2 separate regions of the Homo sapiens genome follow, and region 2 is linked to region 1. Evidence: read pairs that join two places in POLR2A ChIA-PET (ENCODE). Cell type or tissue: PC-9. All regions are shown on one strand.

The links. Peaks named below come from ENCODE experiments on the same cell type or tissue, not always from the same donor. Only the 100,000 strongest peaks of a DNase experiment are listed, where the experiment ranks them.
Region 2: POLR2A ChIA-PET joins it to region 1 with 7 read pairs; 2 of 35 experiments call an interaction of 5 or more read pairs at or near these places.

Annotation. Positions count from the first base shown.
Region 1 is chr10:74,188,957-74,191,456 of GRCh38, forward strand. The region is part of intron 1 of ADK (adenosine kinase); the gene reads left to right. Among named protein-coding and RNA genes, the nearest start is that of ADK, 39 kb to the left of the region's middle. RefSeq lists an enhancer at 1,254-1,313. In PC-9, no CTCF peak of the experiment used is centred here; DNase peaks (open chromatin) are centred at 1,285 and 1,675; H3K4me3 peaks cover 2,073 bases; H3K27ac peaks cover 2,500 bases.
Region 2 is chr10:73,915,800-73,918,299 of GRCh38, forward strand. PLAU (plasminogen activator, urokinase) reads left to right here. Exons shown (of 11, transcript NM_002658.6): 11 at 590-1,695. The coding sequence ends at 766. C10orf55 (chromosome 10 putative open reading frame 55) reads right to left here. Exons shown (of 5, transcript NR_160938.1): 2 at 720-842. Among named protein-coding and RNA genes, the nearest start is that of C10orf55, 5.7 kb to the right of the region's middle. In PC-9, no CTCF peak of the experiment used is centred here; no DNase peak of the experiment used is centred here; H3K4me3 peaks cover 24 bases; H3K27ac peaks cover 1,487 bases.

The DNA of each region.
Region 1 (2,500 bases):
GAGACGGGGTTTTACCATGTTGGCCAGGCTGGTCTCTAACTCCTGACCTCGTGATCCGCCCACCTTGGCCCCCCAAAGTGCCACCGCTCCCAGCCACATTTCTTTCATTATTATTATTTTTTCTTTGCTAACCCCTAGTAGTCATTCTAATGTACATTTCTTATATAATTAACATTTTCTTCTAAGTACTCCTTTAGCTGCAGCATACAATTTCGATGTGTTCAATTCAAATTTCTATTTCCATTGTGATTTTTCTGGTCCACAGGTCATTTAGAAGTTTATTGTTTCTTAATATTTGGGGATTTTTTAGCTATTTTCAATTTTACATGGTGTTCAGGGAATGCGTTGTTGACATATTGTGTACATATCTGTACCATATATCTGTAAATGATAAGTTGTTTATCATTTTAATCCTTTGATAGCTACTGAGATTAGTTTTAAGGCCTACCCTGTGGTGGTCTGTTTTGGTGAATGTTACCTGTGTCTCTAATTCCGCTCTGCAATATTTTGAGGTTTTCAGTGTAGATATTTTATGTATCTTTTATTAAATACGGTGTATACTGCAGTTATTGAATTTAGTGTTCTATAATTTATCAATTAGGTCAGATAGTTTTATGTGTTTGTTACTATATAACTGAGATATAATTCAGCTACTGTAAAATGCACCACTTAAAAATTGCACAGCTCAGTAGTTTTCAGTATATTCACAAGGTTGTACAGCCATCGGCACTATTTAATTCCAGAACGTTTTTGTCCCCCAAAATGAAAACCCATACCCGTTAGCAGTTACTCTTCATGTCTCCCTAACCTCTAACCCCTGGCAACCACTAATCTACCTTGTCCCTACAAATTTGCCTATTCTGAACATTTCCTAAGTGGAATCATATAATATTTGGCCTTTTGTAGCTGGCTTTTTTTTTTAACTAAGTATGTTTTCAAAGTTCATACATGTTGTAGCGTGTATCAGTATTTCATTCTTTCTTATGACTGAAATAATATTTCATTGTATAGATATGCCCCAATTTATCCATTTATCACTTGAGAGATATATGGGTTATTTTCACTTTTGGGCTGCTATGAATAATGGTGCTATAAACATTCATCTACAAGTTTTTGTGGTGTTCTATTTTTCTATTTCCCCTAAGGGTAGAATTGCTGGGGCATGTGGTAATTTTATGTTTACTTTTTGAGCAACTGCCAAACTATTTTCCAAAGCGGCTGAATCACTTTATAATTTGCAACAGCAATGTATGAAGATTCCAGTTTCTCCACATTCTTGTCAATACTTGTTACTGTTCTAGTCTTCGCTGAGAGGCTCTGTGTGCTTGTTGGAGCACACTTTCAGCACTCAACCAGGCTTTCAGTTCATCCATAGCCTTGACTTCCTGTTTTGCCGAGCTTCATGCTCAGTCAGTGGTGATTGCTTAGGGCCTTCTCAGGTCTTTCTTGAGTATGCCCATAGGCCTGGGCACACTGTTTTCATCTTCCAGGGTCTTAGGAATTTCAGAACTTTTCAAAACTCCCTATGGACATCTCATTCTCCTACTTTTCCTTTTGTGTTTTTTGGTTAGCTTGTTTGCCCCAGCTGCTTCAGGGAGCTGAAATGTTAAGCAATTGTAGCTGATTGTTTTTGACAAATAAATACCTTGGGGGAAAAGCCTGTTAGCAATGGGCAAGCTCTGAATCAGGTTAAATATTAGGAAGTCTTGGGAGTGGGGTTTTTCAGGGAATTGCTAGTCAGCTCAAATAATAACTGTACTCTGAAAATGGGACTTTGAAGGAACTCTAGCCCTGTTCTGTCACCTCCACTGGCTGCTAGGCTCCAGGATTCCACAGATTGTGGTTTGCTGCTTTTCAGGGCTAGCCTGGAGCTGGGAAGAGGGGCATGGGAATAAGGCATGTTAAAATGCCACAAAGCTTGCTATTCTTACTGAGATGCAGCCATCTTTTTTTGAATAAATGCTCCTTGGATTGTTGCAAACTTTTTGGTTAATATTCAGAGTTCTGAAAAAGGCTATTTTTGACTTTTTTTTTTTTTTTTTGAGATGCAGTCTTGCATTGTCGCCCAGGCTGAAGTGCAATGGTGTAATTTTGGCTCACTGCAACCTCTGCCTCCCAGGTTCAAACGATTCCCCTGCTTCAGCCTCTGGAGTATCTGGGATTATAGGCACCTGCCACCATGCCCAGCTAATTTTTGTATTTTTAGTAGCGACGGGGTTTCACCAGGTTGGCCAGGCTGGTCTCGAACTCCTGACCTTGTGATCTGCCCGCCTTGGCCTTCCAAAGTGCTGGGATTACAGGTGTGAGCCACTATGCCCGGCCCAAGTCTTGACATTTTTTTGCCAGTGTTCTTGTTGGTTTTATGGAAGAGAGGATTTTTGGAGGTCCTTACTCTGCCATTCCCAATGATGTCACCCAATTTGTTTTTTAAGCATTAAAAAAAATTATTTTAAAATATAAAGACAGGGTCTCACTATGTCAATTAAAAAGACAGGGTCTC
Region 2 (2,500 bases), 270 kb before region 1:
TGTTTCAGTTGAAAGATACAAAACTGAGAAGGAGGCTGGCATATTCCGGGTGGGGAGGAGAACTAGGGTCTGGGAGTGTGGATGGAATAGTGGCAGATGACAGGGCTTTTAAAGCCAAGCAGGGGATTTTAAACTTGATGTGGTAGAAAATGGGGCTGCGTCAGGCACAGTGGCTCATGCCTGTAATCCCAGCACTTTGGGAGGCCGAGGTGGATGGATCACTTGAGGCCAGGAGTTTGAGACCGGCCTGGCCAACATGGTGAAACCCTGTGTCTACTAAAAATGCAAAAAAAAATTAGCCAGGTGTGGTGGTGCCTGCCTGTAATCCCAGCTAATCAGGAGGCTGAGACATGGGAATCGCTTGAGCACAGGAGGCAAGTTTGCAGTGAGCTGAGATCACGTCATTGCACGCCAGCCTGGGCGACAGAGCGAGATTCTGTCCTCCCCCCGAAAAAAAGAAAGAAAATGGGAAGTCGCTAAGGACTTTGACTGGGAAACTCTTCCCTCTCTCTGGTATGGTTGGGTGATGGGATCAGAAATCCCCTCCTCACTTCTCTAGGGCTCATCTTTTGTATCTTTGGCGTCACAGGGAGACTCAGGGGGACCCCTCGTCTGTTCCCTCCAAGGCCGCATGACTTTGACTGGAATTGTGAGCTGGGGCCGTGGATGTGCCCTGAAGGACAAGCCAGGCGTCTACACGAGAGTCTCACACTTCTTACCCTGGATCCGCAGTCACACCAAGGAAGAGAATGGCCTGGCCCTCTGAGGGTCCCCAGGGAGGAAACGGGCACCACCCGCTTTCTTGCTGGTTGTCATTTTTGCAGTAGAGTCATCTCCATCAGCTGTAAGAAGAGACTGGGAAGATAGGCTCTGCACAGATGGATTTGCCTGTGCCACCCACCAGGGCGAACGACAATAGCTTTACCCTCAGGCATAGGCCTGGGTGCTGGCTGCCCAGACCCCTCTGGCCAGGATGGAGGGGTGGTCCTGACTCAACATGTTACTGACCAGCAACTTGTCTTTTTCTGGACTGAAGCCTGCAGGAGTTAAAAAGGGCAGGGCATCTCCTGTGCATGGGTGAAGGGAGAGCCAGCTCCCCCGACGGTGGGCATTTGTGAGGCCCATGGTTGAGAAATGAATAATTTCCCAATTAGGAAGTGTAACAGCTGAGGTCTCTTGAGGGAGCTTAGCCAATGTGGGAGCAGCGGTTTGGGGAGCAGAGACACTAACGACTTCAGGGCAGGGCTCTGATATTCCATGAATGTATCAGGAAATATATATGTGTGTGTATGTTTGCACACTTGTGTGTGGGCTGTGAGTGTAAGTGTGAGTAAGAGCTGGTGTCTGATTGTTAAGTCTAAATATTTCCTTAAACTGTGTGGACTGTGATGCCACACAGAGTGGTCTTTCTGGAGAGGTTATAGGTCACTCCTGGGGCCTCTTGGGTCCCCCACGTGACAGTGCCTGGGAATGTATTATTCTGCAGCATGACCTGTGACCAGCACTGTCTCAGTTTCACTTTCACATAGATGTCCCTTTCTTGGCCAGTTATCCCTTCCTTTTAGCCTAGTTCATCCAATCCTCACTGGGTGGGGTGAGGACCACTCCTGTACACTGAATATTTATATTTCACTATTTTTATTTATATTTTTGTAATTTTAAATAAAAGTGATCAATAAAATGTGATTTTTCTGATGACAAATCTCCCTGGTGCTTGTATGGGAAGGAGTTGGAGTACATAAAAAGGAGAAAATAACAAAGGTGGACTGCACCCTAGAGTTTCTTATGGGACTGCATCTCTGGACTTAATGGAGCTTTGGGAGGTAGAGGTTAGGAGAGCTGTAGGGCAGGGCCACCACAGCACTTAATGTATACAAAGTTTCCCCAAACCACAATCCCATGGCTGTGTAAGTAGTGTACAGGCTTAGTGTCAGCTCCCAATTGCCTCCTTAACCTGATGCCTTTGTGCAGTGCACATCTTGTACAGCTGTACATGGTGGTCTTCTTTAGGGTTAACTCCACAACAGTCTCTTCACTCTGCCCCCAACAATCCTTGAGCTGACCTCAACCAAGAAGAACACCTGTGGCCAGGTGTAGTGGCTCATGCCTGTAATCCTAACATTTTGAGAGGCTGAGGTGGGAGAATCGCTTGAGCCCAGGAGTTTGAGACCAGCCTGGGAAACTTAGTGAGACCCTGTCTCTGCAAAAAATAAAAAAATTAGCCAGGTGTGGTAGCACATGTCTGTAGTCCTAGCTACTTGGGAGGCTGAGGCAGGAGGATCCTAAGCCAAGGAGTTCAAGTTTACAGTCAGCTGATTGTGCCACTGCACTCCAGCCTAGGTGACAGAGCAAGACCCTGTCTCAAAAAAAAAAAAAAAAAAAAAAGAAGAAGAAGACCTGTAAGTGAAAATTGCTGGCCAGGCTCAGTGGCTCACGCCTGTAATCCAGCACTTTGGGAAGCCGAGGTGTGTGGATCACCTGAGGTCAGGAGTTTGAGACC